Linked DNA regions of Homo sapiens: region 1 is linked to region 2. The links are chromatin loops, found by intact Hi-C in ENCODE. Cell type or tissue: upper lobe of right lung. All regions are shown on one strand. Each heading gives the region's core, and the rest is flanking DNA. Links, peaks and the distances in the headings are about the cores only.

Region 1 (8,187 bases), core at 1,732-6,731, 450 kb before region 2:
GTGCAGCTTTTCCCACTAAATTGTCCCAAATCAAAAGTTTATTTAAAACACGGAATGTAAGGAAAGAAAGCAAAGACAGTGAAGACAGTGGGGCTTGGAGCGCCGCTGTGAGTGGGGACAGAGAACCTGGAGCTAAAGGGGGTGTGCGGGGCCACGGGAGGGGCTTTGTCTCACAGGGTGGGTGGTATTCACTTATGATTCACTTACGAGTTTTCCATCATGATGGGAGTGAGGCAACAGAGAGCAGAGAGAGAAAAACAAACTAAAACACCCCTTCGCCATCTTCACTCTTGTCTGGGAGAGGCAGTTCTATAGGCTGAAAAACCCCAGATCAGAGAACGGCGAAAATGCAGTGGAAGGCTTCATGACCTGCAGGGATGGATGCGGCCTTGGCCTCCCACGACTAAAGGCAGGAGGTCAGCAGAATCATCTTGTTTATTAGTAACGGAATGTGACCTGCATTTCTAGCAGTACAATGTATTCATAAACTGTTCCATAGACTTAAATATATATAGTATTTTCTATACTCACTTTATATTACAAAAGCAAAATGTATTTAAAACAACAAACACAAGGTAACGTCTTCCCCCAGGGTCCCTCGGTTGTACCCAGGGGATGGGTGTCGAAGCCTGAGGAGGCTACCTCTCTGCTTCTATTATGGACTGAGTGCGTCCCCCAAATTCACATGTTGAAACCCTATCCACCAAGGCATGGAATAGGGAGCTGGGTCTGTTATGGACTGAGTGTCCCCCACATTTAAATGTTGAAACCCTACCCACCGAGGACATGGTATAGGGAGCTGGGCCTTTGGGAGGTGACAGGTCGTGAGGGTGGGTCCCCCACGCGTGGGATTCATGCCTGTCTCAGTCGGTTCGGGCGATTATAACAACATATCCCGGGCTGGGGAACTTAAGTGATAAACATTTATTTCTTACCGTTCTGGAGCCTCAGAAGTCCAAGATCAGGGTGCCAGCGTATCACAGTTCTTCAGAGAACCAGGGCCAGTGGGGCGTGTATAGAGATGTATAGAAGGAGATTTATCATAAGGAATTGGCTCACACAATTATGCAGAGTCTGACCTCTGCAAGTTGGAGAATCAGAAAAGGCGTGGGCCAGGAGCGCCAATGCTGAGCAGAAGACAGAGAGGAGGATTCTCCCTGCCTCTACCTTTGTGTTCTACTGGGGCCCTCAGAGCCTTGGAGGGTACCTGCCTACACGGGGGAAGGTGGGTCTTCACCCAGTCTATGGATTTAACTGCTAATCGTTTCCAGAAACAGCCTCACAGATACACCCAGAAATAATGTCTTACCAGCTGTCTGGGCACCCCGTGGCTAAGCCAGGTTGACACACAAAAGTGATCATCACAACCAGCACGTGGGTTCAGGTGAAAGTCCTCTTTTGGTTGCACGCAGATGATTTTCAGCCATCAAAGCCAGCGCGTGGGTTCAGGTGAAAGTCCTCTTTTGGTTGCACACAGCTGATTTCACCTTTGGTTGTTGCATTGTGAAAATGAGCAAGAGTTCTTTCTGGAGTCCCTTTGCTGAGGGCGCTAATCCCGTTTACACTGGAGGTTAGGATTTCAGCACCACAGAAATTTGGGGGTGACACGGCTCAGGGCTGCAGGCCAGGCCCCGGAAGCAGGGAGGAGGCTTGGTGGGAGCGTTTAGGAGCGCTGTTATCTCACGTGCTCGGCAGACTTTTGGAGGATGAGAGGCTGTCCCATCGTTGGGGGGAAGGCACTTCGTGGGTGGTCCTTTTCAGTGCGTGGCTCTCCGTGTGGCGCCACTCTGCAGACCCTCCAGAAAGCACCTGCCCAGCGGGAGGCTCCGCAGAAGGTGCCTCTGCTGTGAGGAGGCCAGAAACTCCCAGCACCGCGGTAGGGACGTCGTTGAATTGAACCTTTCTAGATGAGGCTGGTCCCTCAGCAAAAAGGTCCCATTTCAGCACAGTAGGTTTCCTTTTCCCATTTGGAAGCCTGAGATCAGAGGACTTGTGACAGAATAATTCCTGTGATGGAAAGTAGCATCTTCCTGACAGTGGGTCTGCCGGCACGGACGGGGCCCCCAGGACCGGGACTTCTGAAAAGTGAAGGCGGCCGGACAATACGGGCAGTGGCCACAGTGCACGGACACTGTGCTGCGTGCTTTCAAGACGCAGTGAAGTGCAGTGCGAGAGAGGCCCTGAGCCACGGTGCCAGCGATGGGCATGGACCCAGGGTGCACCCAGGCAGCAGGCCTGACCCGCAGCTCCGTGTCACACCTGGAAACGCCGTGAAGGGGCCAGAGGAGGCTGTCTGTGGCCCAAGCCCTTGTGGGCTCTCAGTTTCCCTCCATTTCCACCTCCTCCCCTCCCGAGACCCTGGCATTCACCCCAGCTCTCCACAGCAGGACACACAAAATCCGCTCTTGCCTTGTATACTCCAGCCAGAAAGTGACACAGGTCCTGCTCCTCATGGCCCATCAGTGGGATCAGTCAAAAGGCTCCCCTGCCACTCCCCAGCAATGTTCCTGTCCACACAGCCTGCCACTCCCCAGCAACGTTCCCCAACCAGCCCTGAGACCTCCTCCTGGCAGTCCCAGGGCACCTCCGCCCACCAAGCCCAAACAGGAGCTGGGCCTCTTCCTCCCGTGTATTCTGCACTCCATCCACATGGGCTTGGGCCACGGGCAGGCTCCTCTGGCCCCTTCACGGCGTTTCCAGGTGTGACACGGAGCTGCGGGTCAGGCCTGCTGCCTGGGTGCACCCTGGGTCCACGCCCATCGCCGGCACCGTGGCTCAAGGCCTCTCTCGCACTGGCCTTCACAGCGTCTTGAAAGCACGCAGCACAGTGTCCTTGCACTGTGGCCACTGCCCGTATTGTCCGGCCGCCTTCACTTTTCAGAAGTCCCGGTCCTGGGGGCCCCGTCCGTGCCGGCAGACCCACTGTCAGGAAGATGCTACTTTCCATCACAGGAATTATTCTGTCACAAGTCCTCTGATCTCAGGCTTCCAAATGGGAAAAGGAAACCTATTGTGCTGAAATGGGATCTTTTTGCTGAGGGACCAGCCTCATCTAGAAAGGTTCAATTCAACGACGTCCCTACCGCGGTGCTGGGAGTTTCTGGCCTCCTCACAGCAGAGGCACCTTCTGCGGAGCCTCCCGCTGGGCAGGTGCTTTCTGGAGGGTCTGCAGAGTGGTGCCACACGGAGAGCCACGCACTGAAAAGGACCACCCACGAAGTGCCTTCCCCCCAACGGTGGGACAGCCTCTCATCCTCCAAAGGTCTGCCGAGCACGTGAGATAACAGCGCTCCTAAACGCTCCCACCAAGCCTCCTCCCTGCTTCCAGGGCCTGGCCTGCAGCCCTGAGCCGTATCACCCCCAACCCAAGGCACCGGGGCAGTGCCCACCAAGGCTACCAGACGGAATCCCCACCTGGGATAATGGGTGAGGAATGTCCTCTGGGTCCTCCTTCTTCCTGAGGGAAAGGAGACCTGGATCAGTGGTTTTTTATCTGGAGATTGGGGATCCTGGGGAGCCCAGGAAAGTAGGCCGTGGGTCTCCACAGTCTCCTCCCACAACCTACAAGAGCACTTGGAAACCGAAGCTTTGGCCACGAGCAGAGGGCACAGGCACCAGCGCTGGGCGGTTTGCATGGGATTCTATTGCTCAGGGCTGGGTGTTTTGGGGGGATTCTATCAGCTCAGGGCTGGGTGTTTTGGGGGGATTCTATCAGCTCAGGGCTGGGTGTTTTGGGGGGATTCTATCAGCTCCAGCGCTGGGTGGTTTGCATGGAATTCCGTCAGCTCAGGGCTGGGTGTTTTGGGGGGATTCTGTCGGCTCAGAGCTGGGTGTTTTGGGGGGATTCTATCAGCTCAGGGCTGGGTGTTTTGGGGGGATTCTATCGGCTCAGGGCTGGGTGTTTTGGGGGGATTCTGTCGGCTCGGAGCTGGGTGTTTTGGGGGGATTCTATCAGCTCAGGGCTGGGTGTTTTGGGGGGATTCTATCGGCTCAGGGCTGGGTGTTTTGGGGGAATTCCATCAGCTCAGCGCTGCTGCACCAGGTTTGTCGGACTCTGCAGAGGGTGCGGCTCGGAGCTAGGTACATCTCCTCAGTAGACAAAAATTGAAGTTAATCATTACTAAATAATTCACGGAGGCTGTGTGGGTTTTTCTGTTTGTTAGTTCTGCTTTTGGTTTTTAAAATGGAGCCTGTGAGTAGAGACAACCACCCCACTGTGTCTACCTGGTGTGTAGCATGGGTGCCCATGGGGTCTGTGTGGCCTGTGGCGTGGGTATCAATATCCCCACAGACATTGACAGAAACTGCATCAGGAAAAGCAGTGCCTCCTCCAAGGTCCCACAGCTGCTACTTAGTGGAAGGTGGCCTCGAATACAGGCCCAGTTTCACCCAGAAGAGTAAACATCCCCACTGGTTTGCCTCAGGTCACACCTTGTGTGATGTGGGTTCGCCACAGCAGACACCTTCAGCTTGTATGGTAGCAAGTATTTGACTTATGCCACTGAATTAGGAAAACAGGTGGCAAGTGTGCTGTCCTCCAGGGCAGGTGACGCCCCTCTGGTCTGGGGCCAGTGCCCTCCCCGGTGTGGGCAGCAGCCGGGTGGTTCTCTCGATAGCACAGAGAGGGCTCGGCGGGGCCAGCAGAGAGAACTGGTGGAGGAACGCGTCTCCCTACGACGCACTTTATTAACTGGACGCTTGCTTCGTGCCAGCATGGAGGAGCACTTTTCGGGGAAGCAGAGGCGAGTTCATCGGGAAAGGAGAGCATTATCGGCGTAAAGGTCTTCTGTGGAGGACTAGTTAGTGGCAGGGCACTCAGCTCTTCCAGGAACAGCACGAGATTGCAGCTTGAAAAATGGCCACCGAGGAATGGGTGGTCCACTTAGGCCTCTGCGGAGCCGGGCACAATATTAATGACATCATTAACTTCACTGTGAATTTCCATACCCGGTAGGCCCTTGTGCACACTTATTAATACGGCTCCACTCGAGAAGGCCTCTGGGTGTTCCGTGTGCAGAATAACAATCGCTCAGGTGGCCAGGACGGGGTGCATGTCCAGGTGGAAGACACTGGACGGATGGAGCCGCCACTCCTGGGCAGGGCACCTGGCCGGGAGGAGACCCCGAGAGGCAGGCCCTGCTCTGGAAGCGTTTCCATTCCTCATGCCCACAGCAAGGCAGTGGACGGGAGCCAGCGCAGATCCGGGGCCTGAGAGGTGCCATGGGTTCGTCGGCCTCTGCCCCGTGACCGTGAGCAAGTGGGCATGTACCTCAGTTTCCCCTTAGCGTACGAGGAGTACAGGGTTATCCTGAGGTTCAAGGCTGCAGCCACAGCCTCGTCACACACCACTCACTCATGCCGGGAGCTACCACTGGGTGATTTAATGCTGGACACCCTGATGACCCTGTAGGGTAGGGAGGAAATTATTTTTCTTTTACAGTTAGGGAAACAGAGGCACGGGAAGATAAAGCCACTCACCCACAGAGACACAAGCATGGAACAGGGGACAAGATTCAAGCTTCCAGTGCAGAGTCACTGTCTGTGTCCCCCAGTGCCACACTGCACCATCTCCATGTATCAAGATGGGAACGTTTCCCAGAAAGTAAAACTCCAGCACTGGTGCCCCCCATAACCCAGGAGCCCACAGACAGTGGCCGGGAGCAGGTGCCCACCCAGGATGTCAGTGGCCCTGGGCAGGTCATCCAGCTTCTCTAAGCCCCAGGTTCCTTGTTTGTCAAGCACGGAGGGTGGTCCAGCTGCTGCTACAGGGTTCCTTCGGGAGGCAATGAGGTGAGGTCCATCCCCGGAAAGCACTCTGGGCACGCTCAACACTGAGGGCCCCTTTCACAAGGTGGCTGTAGGCGGGGCCACAGGACGAGAAGGCGGCCAGGCTGTGCTTGGGTGTGTTGATGATTCCGCACAGGTGGAGGGTGGATGTCCCCAGGCAGTGGCAAGGACTTGGGAGAGAAATTCATGTCCCAGATCAGGGGAGCCCCAACCAGGGGAGCCCCAACCAGAGGAGCCCAGCTTCGGGGCAGCACAGGGCTGTGCAGCCTCTGGAGCTGTGTGCCATCGTGGACCCTGTACCCAGAGCCTACCAGAGTAGGAGAGACCCCGGAAGCTCCCTAGGCACCCGGGGGGACTCTCATCCGATGATCCCTGTTTCTGAGAGCTTGGCCATTCACACATGGCGCCTGGCCCCTGGAGGTGCAGGCGTTGACGATGTCTGGGTCCTGTCTGGGCCACCTGGTGCTGCTCTGAGAGCCAAGACCCCTTCCACTGTGGGGCCCTTTGCTGTCCTCCAACGGGAGCCCCTCAGAAGGAACAGGCTTCATCGCGAGGGGAGACGGTGCACTGTGGAAGGCTAACTGATTCTAATGCTTTTCAGAACATGAAGGATTAAAATTCTAACACTGCCTGTAAAAAACCACGCGCCTCCAGTAGAAAATAACATCTCACAATTTCCATCTCAGGCCGAGGATGGTGCATTATAGGAAATGATACAAATTGAATTAATTTTCATTCTCATTACAGGGATGGGGTTACAAGCTGCCGTTCTTCTGGACACGGGGTCCTTGGGAGTCAAAGCGGCCCCAGCACAGAACTGTTTTCTCCCAGGACCCTGACGTCCATCTTGCAGGAGATCTGGGGGTGGGGGGCACCCAGGGAGGGGCAGAGCGGGTGGCAGGAACAAACCCACAGGGGGTCAAGGGGAGCGCCTGGCCTGGGACCCTGTTACCTGCAGACTGCTGGTAGAACTGGCTTCCCTGCGGGCCCAGCACAGGAGGGTGTAGGGATGGCCCTGGACCATCCGTCTGCAGACACAGACATGCAAGATGGACCTGCTGTTTCACTCCACTGACTGGAAGAGAAGATGAAGCACCAGCCCCAACCCAGCCATCACAAAAGTACCCCCAAGAGCTTGAAGGTTTGAACTGTGCTTGGGCAGGGGTGGAGGCCTCTGGGGCCTTGGAAGTTTGAATATCCCTTCTGTCACCTCTGGAGGCCCACATGTCACCAGGCCAGCCTAGACTCCACCATCAGCCGGTGGGGGGAGTGGACCACTTGCAGGGGATGGCCCAGCCCAGACTGGCTTCTGTTCCCCGTGGGCCCAGCAGGGCATCGGCTGTCCCCTGTTATCAGAGGAGGGTCAAAGCCAGGCAGGGCCCTCATGTCCCGGGGCGGCGTCTTCTGTCTGTGGAGCCTCCAAGGTCAGGAGGCTGGAGCCATCCTCTCCTCACCCAAAGTGGCCAGGACCCCAGGCAGCCCTGTGGGGCAGAAGCCGGGCAGGGCAGGTAATGGAGGGCCACGGCTGAGCCGGGAAAGCATCCTGAAGCCTTGCCTCAGACCCGGGAGCCCTGCTCCGGAGAAGGAGTCAGTGAGACTTGTTATACACGGTGACAGAGGCTGTTCAGGTCCTTCCTGATGGTACAGGGACCTGGTGATTTTCACCTTCTGCCTTTCGTGCTGGGGAAGAGGCTACAGGTTTGCTCTGGCCGAGGTGCGTCCACAGGCCTGAGAGTGCAACCACTGGAAGGCAGTGGAAGGCGCGGAGTGTGAAGGAACAGGCATCTGCAGGGGACTCTGGCTTCACCTGTGGGACTAATTTTTTTTAAATGCTGTTTATTGTTTGATTTGAAGCCAGCGCTGGTGGACGTGGGGTGCCAGCTCCTGAACACCTTCCAGCGGAGAGCGTCAGACCCAGATGGCGGCGGAGGAAGCTTTGGGGTTGACAAGCCCCTGCATGAAGTCGAAGGACTGTCCCCCCTCTCCCCGGGACAGCAGCCAAAGTGGCGTCTCCTCTTCTCCCGGGAGCCGCCGTGGGAGGCCGGCGCTGTCCTGGATGCAGCAGGCGGGGTGCAGGGGTCGTGCCGCTGCTGCCAGGACCTTTTGTGGCAGCATCGATTGCTCAGAGAGCGACCACACTTGGCTGCGGCCCAGGCAGCGTCTTAGGAAGGCATGTTCATTACATCAGATGGCCTCCTGCTCTGGGGAACCTTCCTCCTCCCCATCAGCCTCCACATCTTTTTGAAGCCAGTGGGAAAGGCTGAGGCTCCCTGGCTGACTCACACACTGGCTACAACGGAAATGAAATGAGAGGTTGCCCTGTGTGAGAACACCAGGATGCCGGCCTCACCCTTCGCCCCTCAGAGTTCCCACCACGCTCACCCCCTGCAATTTCAGTTC
Region 2 (8,187 bases), core at 1,174-6,173:
TATTAAAATCATGTTTATGCCAAGTAATGCAATGAACGTCACCTACTTTTGACCCACTGTGCACAGAAGGTGGGGGAGGCAATGTTTTACATCTTATCAATTGGATTTAGGACGTGTTGCACGGTGGTGGGGGCGTGAGGTCTGACTGTGGTGATGAGGGACGTGGCAGTGCAGGAATGGCTGTTGGATGGCCCACCCTGCTCACAGCCAAGGGATCAGCTCCCTCATTTCCTGCGTGGGAGACATGGGGAGGCAGGGGTGTAGCAGGGGCTGCTGTTGGCTACAAGATGAGGCCCTGACTTCCTGGCCTGGATCCACCACCCCTTCTGCCGGGCCCATCTTGCATTTGGTCAGTAGTGACAACTATTGCTGGTGCCCCGGTTTCACATGATAAAGGGTGCGGGTCTAGGGGTGGGAGGCACCGGAGAGCTCATCAGAGGCCAGCGAGATGCTCTTTAGGCTGCAGGAGAAGGAAAGTGTGCTGGCTGCTGGCAGGCACAGCTCACCACCTCCCTCTGGCCTATGGACATGGGGATGGGCCATGTTACCAGGAAGGACCCAAATGTCCCTGGACCTTGCCCCATCTGCTCTCTCAGAGTCCCTGTTCTCTCACATCTTATCTAGGTGTTTCTGGGAGAACTCCCAGGGTGTCCCACCCTCAAGAGAGCCAGCCACAGCATCCTATGTTTTAAATGCTGAGAATTGTGCTACACAGCTCGTCTCTGGGGGCTGCCGGAGCTGTGGCCCTGCAATCTCGGGGTGCCCAGCCTGGTCTCAGCTCTGTGCTTTGCAAACACACGGAGGAGACACCTATGCTTCTGTCCTCATCGCACTTGACGCTTTGGCTTTGGCCTCGCTACCCTCCTCTGGCCATCCTCTAGGAAGAGTTGTCCCACTCAACCCTCTCCCCTCCCATAAGTCTCACACAGCACCACCCACCCAGCCTGAGGGAGGGCCTTGCTTTGGAAGTCACAGGGAGAGCAGTGAATGTGGTTCCCCGAGACCACCCGGCCCTTCTTTCTTCCTCCTTTGCATTCACTGACATTCAAAGCCAGCCTGGCCTGGACTCTGTGCTTCTTGGGCTCCCAGGAAGCCCGTCTCTCCTCAGTCCCCGCTTTGTCCCGCCCCGATGCACAGGCCCTCACCGCAGGACTCAGGTGCAGTCTGGGGGCTACACCTGCCATCTCCCATGCCTCCTCTGGGGCTCATCAGCTTGTGCACGAGGGTGGCCCCTGGGAGGAAGTCCGCTCCCTGCAAGCAGAGCTCTGTGTACACGGACCAGGGGCTGGACCCCAGGTGGCCCAGGAGAGGGTGAGGGCTGAACCTTCTCAGTGTCCTGGGGTTTGGGTAACTGTTGGAATCTTCCCTCAGAATGGAGAGGATCCTCCAAGTCCCAGAAGGCAGCGCTTGGTGCTGTGAACGGTTGTTCTCATTACTTGAGGCAATGGCGTATCTTGATAAGTGCAAATAGATTTTATTTTTTTCCAGCAGAAAGTCTGTTATTCCAAATTTCTTAAACTTTGTTCACTGTTCTGTTTCAGTTCCTCTGTCAGTGTCTTTGCAGGAAGAGTTTGACTCTGTGGGTAATCTATGGGCTGATGAATACAACAGATTGAGGACTGCGTGGTAGAAAGAGAAAATTTGTGCCATTGACTTGTTGGGAAGCAGAAGACGAGATCTGAAGATATAATTAAAATGTAGATTGAGAGCACATTCTCAACTTACAATGCTGAAGATAAGATTTAGCATAGACGGTGCCCTGGGAGGGGGCAGAGATTGCTGCTCTTGCAGCCTCAGTCCCCATGGTGCTCGGGTGGGTGCTGGAAGCCAGGCTTCTGCAGAAAGGAGACCGGGGGGCAGTGCTCACTGCTGACCCTAATGGCACCTCATTCATAGTCACTGAAGCCACATCAGAATCATGTGCTGTGGGTCCAATCTCATCCAGTTCCCCAAGAAGAATCATTAGCCCTTGGGGACTGGATTTAACCATGGCCTCTACCGCTCACTAGCAGCACCCCCGGCTCCCATCTGTGAGAAGGGGTGACAGGCAGGGGCCCGTGGGACCACTCCCATGTGACCTCGGTGGCAAATCCCAAGACAAGCTTGGCTTCCGATGCCACTACTTCCTCCTCTCAGCCCTGGCCGTTGTCGGCATCCCGACAAGCAAGGATGGCTGGCGGCATCCTCCTCTTTCCTCCTATCCCCTTCGCAACATCGTTTCTGTGATGAAGAAAGCTAAGGAAGACCCAGCAGCCCTGTGACACCTTCACCTTGGGCTTCTGGCCTCTGGGACTGGGAGAGAACAAATTCCTGTTGTCAAAGCTTCCCAGGTTGTGTTATTTTGTCATGACTGCCCAAGCCGACTCATACTCCATCTCAGATGTGGTTTTGTCATCCTGGCAGTGGCCTGCCTTGAATAAATGACATGCGTGGGGCAGCCCGAGCAGGTTGAACGCAGGTCCAGGGTCCAGGCCTTCCAGCGCTAACACCAGGTGCTCACCAGCAAGCCTAGATGCTCAGCGCTCCCAGGAGTGCCCTGTACCTTACTCAGCTTCCTGCGCAGCTGTGCCAGGTGAGTCTCACTGCAGAGGGCCTTTCCCCTCTCTCCCCTCCCACATCTGCTTCCTGCGCTCCCGAGGCCCAGGAGACCCTGTTTCCGCTGTTCCCACTAAGCAGGCACTAAGGGGTGAGTTGACCCGGAAGTTTATTCTTTCGCTTCTGTTTTTGGTTTTTTGAGACGGAATTTCACTCTTGTTACCCAGGCTGGAGTGCAGTGGTGTGATCTCGGCTCACTGCAACCTCTGTCTCTCAGGTTCAAGTGATTCTCCTGCCTCAGCCTTCCAAGTAGCTGGGATTACAGGCGTGTGCCACCAGGCCCAGATGATTTTCTTCGCATTTAGTACAGACGGAGTTTCACCATGTTGGTCAGACTGGTCTCGAACTCCTGACCTCAGGTGATCCACACGCCTCAGCCTCCCAAAGTGCTGGGATTACAGGTGTGAGCCACCGTGCCCAGCCCTGAAGTTTATTCTTAAGTGGATTCTCTCTTTCATAGGAAACTTTCAGTGGAAAAAAATAAAAGAAAACAAAAAGATGATGCTAATTATAGAAATCAGATTTAAAAAAGAACTAATATACCAGAGCTTGTTGCTAATCAGTAAAAAGTTCAAAAATAGATAAATATTATATATTCCATCAAAAATTTACAATTAATTACCATTTTAGTATATCATTGAAGTTGTCAACGAATTTGATTACTATTCTCAATTATAGACTTCGCAAATTACCCCCCCCTTTCTCAAAAGCTCAAGTGACATTTCTAATTGCTGATCTAAGACTCTGCTTCCCAGAATAGATAGAGAAGACAAAAATAAGTGTGGGAGATAATGAAATTTCATCACACAATGTTGAGCAAATCATCACAGGCAGCAGCAGGCAGGGCCGCTGGTCAGCCTCACCGCCCTGCCCAGGTCACCTGCTGCGAAGGGTCGCCCGACCCAGCCCTCTCCCCTCCCATGAGTCTCAGGGCAGCGCCACCCACCCCGAGGGAGGGCCTTGCTTTGGAGGTCACAGGGAGGGCAGTGAATGTGGTTCCCCGAGAGCACCCGGCATTTCTTGCTTCCTCCTTTGCACTCACTGACTTCTGCTCCTGAAAAGCCGACTGGCCCAGGCAAGCTCCCCCACTGGGGAGTATCTTCTCAGCCTTGAATTTCAGGCTTCTGGGTGCCCACCTGCCACCAGCCCCAGGGAAAAAGGAGTCCTCCCTCATCCCAGACTGCTTCTGGGCCCATTCCCAGAAAACCCTCTCCACCCTGTGGAGTCCTGTCTCTTTCCTGTCTGGGGAGGGTCTGGCTTCCTCTCTGCTTCCCCAGCTCCAGGCTCCAGGCTCCGCACATCACAGGCCCCCGCTAAACACCCAAGGGCGAGTAGGCCCCAGGAAGAGGCAGAGTGGCCCACTGGGAGAGTGAGGGTACCTGACCCTGAATCCTGGCTTCTCCACTTCCCACCGGAGCTCCCCAGCCCAGTCTATTCATCTGTGACATGGGACAGGAACAATGAGACATTCCTCAGAGCTTGGGTGTGTGCATTAAGAAAACACACGCGTGGCTTGGCCCCGGCACCCAGCCCAGGACTAGCACTCAAGCAAGAGGAGCTTTGGAAATGACAGAAAGCCTTGGGGAGAGAGTTCCACCATCATGCTCATGTGTGAAGACACTCAGATGTGATGGCAGCACAGCCACCTGTTTGAGTGTCTCTGTCCCCAGGGCTGGAGGGCCAGGATGTCTTTCTCGGGGGTGGAGTTAGCAACCCGCCGACCAGAGCCTGGGCCCGGCCTCTGAAGCCGGCTCTCTGTTCTTCCCATGTTCCTCCCACCTCTCCCTGTGTGCCACGAGAAGTCCTCTGAAGCAGATTCTGCAGCGCTGGTGGGGGCAGCCGCAATGCTGGGGTCCTTTCCCTGGCCATGTGGTCAGAGTAGGGCAGAGGGCTTTTCCCAGGCCTGCCTCCTCCTTGGCCTGCCGATCCCAGGGCTTCCCTCTGCTGGCGATGCTCCAGCACAGCCCCCTCCTGAGCCAAGAGCCCCCCAGGTCCCAGCACCTTCCAGCCCTCTGCTCCTGGATGGCTCCTCAGACTCAGTGTGTGGGCAGAGCACCTGGCCCCTCTTCTTCCCCGCACCCTCTCCCCACCCCTCTCCCGAGTTCTGTGGCTGGGCCCTGGGTCTGCAGCACAGGATGGAACACAGCGACCCCCACAGGTGCCACTTTAGGACCCAAGACTCCTTCACTGTCTCCTCTGTCACCCTCTGCACCCAGTCACTCACCAAGCCCTGTGCATTGTGACCCCATAAGACTGTTGAATCCGCCCACCGTGTCTTCTTTCTCAGGGTCCCAAGATGGTTTGTGGTCTTGCCGTGTCTCTGCTGGGCATATTCCTTAGTCACTGACAGACCTGCCTGCCATGGCTGTCTGTGGTCAGAGCTGTTGGCGTTGTCTACACTCCGAAAGGCCACCTGAGGCCCAGAGAGCTCCAGGGCTTTCTGAAGGACACAGCTGCTGAACGACAGAGCTGCGCACAGAAGCTTGTCCCCACAGCTGCTGCTTCTGTGGCTGGCTGACCTCACAGCTGGGACGTGGGCAGCACCGACACCACCCTCATGTGGGTGTGGACAACACTGCCCAGGCCAGGGCAAGGCATGCTGGGAAGGAAGGCTGTCAGACTGGAGGCAAATCCTGGTGCCAAGGGAGGTGTGGCTGTCGGTTGTAGGGCAGAGCATCATGGGAAGGAAGACTGTTGTTGGCTGTGGGGCAGAGCATCATGGGAGGGCAGACTGTTGTTGGTTCTGGGAAACAGCATCATGGGAGGGCGAACTGTTGTCAGCTGTTGGGCAGGGCATCATGAGAAGGGAGGCTCTTGTCAGGCTGTAGGGCAGGTCATCATGGGAAGGAAGACTGTTGTCAGGCTGTACAGCATAGCATCACAGGAAAGAGGGCTGTTATCAGATTGTAGAGCAGAGCATCACGGGATGCTTCCTTCATCATGGGAGGGGAGATTGTTGTTGGTTCTAGGGAAGAGCATCATGGGAGGGCAGACTGTTGTTGGCTGTTGGGCAGAACATCATGGGAAGGCAGACTGTTGTTGGTTTTAAAGAAGAGTATCATGGGAGGGCAGAATGTTGTTTGTTCTAGGGCAGAGCATCATGGGAGGGCAGGCTGCTGTTGGTTCTAAAGAAGAGTATCATGGGAGGGAAGAATCTTGTTTGTTCTAGGGCAGAGCATCATGGGACGGCCGACTGTTGCTGGTTCTAGGGAAAAGCATCATGGGAAGCAGACTGTTGGTGGCTGTTGGGCAGAGCAGCATAAGAAAGTAAGGCTGTTGTTGGCTGTTGGGCAGAGCATCATTGGAAGGAAGGCTCTTGTTAGCCTGTAGGGCAGAACGTCATGGGAAGGAAGACTGTTGTCAGACTGTAAAGCAGAGCATCATGAGAGAGAGGGCTGTTGTCAGATTGTAGAGCAGAACATCATGGGAGGATAGACTTGTTGGCTGTCGGGCAGAGCATCACGGGAAGGGAGGCTGCTGTCAGGCTGTAAAGCAGAGCATCATGGGAAGGGAGGCTGCTGTCAGGCTGTAGAGAGAACATCATGGGAAGGCAGGCTGTTGTCAGGCTGTAGAGAGAACATCATGGGAAGGCAGGCTGTTGTCAGGCTGTAGGGCAGAACACAGTTGTCTGGGCTGTATGGTGTCTGTAGAAGAGCTGGGAATGGAGGATGCAAATACATGGGGTGTTTATTTGCTGACCATGGAGTTTGGGGTTAAAAAGAATCCTTCTGCCTGAGCTGAATCTTCAATGAAGTGTCCCTGATTTGATTATCTTTAAAAGTGCATTTCCTTTATAATTTAGCTGTCTCAGATGTTGGGAGTCCTGTGAGACTTCCCTTGGCCAGCCCAGCACTGGCTCTGCCATTCTCTTCCTGGCCATATTGGGCGAGTGATCCAGTCTCTGTAGATATTGGCTTTCAATACCCTGTAAAATGAGGGCTTTGCTGTACACCTAATTCAGCTCCATATTATTCACTGAATCCATGGATTTGTCCATACCCATTTCTTTACATGGTCATGAAGCACTTCCTGAGTACCCCATATCCGTCTATGTTCCTGTTCAGTGGTACTGAGGTTAGGGAACACGCTGACTTTCTCAGCATCAGTATGCCATGGTCCAGTGGTTGGATTATTCAGATAGAGAAAATCCCTGCTCGCATCGGAAAGCAAGGCTAGCAGACGTGCAGGTAGATGGAACACTCAGGGGGAAGCTACTAATGACAGCACTGATGATGGGCTGGGCCTTGATCCATATTGTTTCATTAAATCCCAGAAGTGACCCTGTGTTGGCCTTGTGACCCCAATCTTTCAGTGAGGAAATATAGGTGTAGAGAGGTTAAGTGGATTCTTGGAACAGTGAGTGTGGAGGCTGGGTTCCAGTCAGGGCTGAGAAAGTCCTGCCCTCACGTCATTTCACGATGTGCGTGTTGTACCCACTCTGTCTGATATGGAAGCTCTGCTGTAGGGGGCTTGGCAGAGATCTCTGGCCATGAAGACCTCACTTTCTCGATGGCTGGCAGGAACAGGGTAGAGAAGGCCGAGCTGAGGAAGGAATGGATGGCAGAAGAGAATGGCTCTCATTGTCCTCTGTGTTGTGGGCAGTGCTCTGGGCTTGGGGTGTAGGCACATTGCTCAGTTAAGGGGGCTGAAGACCTACTGTGCTCCAGGGACAGGCCTAGGTGTGACGAGGTCTCCTACAGCCCCTCCATCGGGTAGGACAGCATGGGACACCGAGACAGTGACCCAGGGCCCCTTGTTCTGTGCGTCCTGGTGCCTTAGCTGGGTCAGTGGTGGGCTCCACAGAGAAGCACAGAGCTCACAGTTGCCGATGGCAGAATCACAGAATCGAGACCACTCCTCACCAGGGTAAGAAGGAATGGGTGTATCCAGAGACAAGTAGACACGGCAGCGTCTGATCTTTTATGACTCAGCCTGGGTCAGCTCTTTCATTAAAAATTAGAATTCCTGCTTCATCATTTTCGTGGCTCTGACTCACATGTGATGAGAGGTTTCCATGATCACCCATAAATTTCAATGCTCATTTAAGGGAAAAAAAATAGTTGTGGGAATTTATGATGAATAGGGTAAATTTTTAGGAGCCAGCATTGGGCTGTCAGAGGCCCAGAAGGTCTCCATCCCTGGAGGGGGTTGGGGGGTCTGAGAGAAGCCTCACCTCCCTACCTGTCACTCCTGCAGCTAGAGCCACCCACCAGCTCTCTGGGGCCGCTGGTCAGCACACTCTGACCTGGGCACACTTGGCAGGGAGGAGAGAAGGACTCCAAATCTCCCTAACTTCAAACAGGAGCTATCCAGGCTGCAGAGTTCCATGAGGCATCAAAGTCAGGAAGACGGGCGGCGCCTGCATCTTCTAAAACTATTGTTGGCCAGTGTCCTGTAGGAAGGCCGGGCGCGGTGGCTCACGCCTGTAACCCCAGCACTTTGGGAGACCGAGGCGGGTGGTTCACAAGGTCAGGAGATCGAGACCATCCTGGCTAACACGGTGAAACCCCGTCTCTACTAAAAAAAAAAAAAAAGACAAAAAATTAGCTGGGCGTGGTGGCAGACTCCTGTAGTCCCAGCTACTCGGGAGGC

Evidence for each region. Peaks named below come from ENCODE experiments on the same cell type or tissue, not always from the same donor. Only the 100,000 strongest peaks of a DNase experiment are listed, where the experiment ranks them.
Region 1: a loop joins it to region 2, with 5 times the contacts of the local background. A loop is called at or near these places in 1 of 110 quality-filtered maps.

What each region holds. Positions count from the first base shown.
Region 1 is chr22:48,896,688-48,904,874 of GRCh38, reverse strand. LINC01310 (long intergenic non-protein coding RNA 1310) reads right to left here. Exons shown (of 7, transcript NR_038944.1): 7 at 6,489-8,077. Among named protein-coding and RNA genes, the nearest start is that of LINC01310, 34 kb to the right of the region's middle. RefSeq lists an enhancer at 1,919-2,419. In upper lobe of right lung, for the core only: no CTCF peak of the experiment used is centred there; a DNase peak (open chromatin) is centred at 4,644.
Region 2 is chr22:48,445,972-48,454,158 of GRCh38, reverse strand. No RefSeq gene overlaps it. Among named protein-coding and RNA genes, the nearest start is that of TAFA5, 39 kb to the left of the region's middle. RefSeq lists an enhancer at 7,249-8,187. In upper lobe of right lung, for the core only: no CTCF peak of the experiment used is centred there; a DNase peak (open chromatin) is centred at 3,538.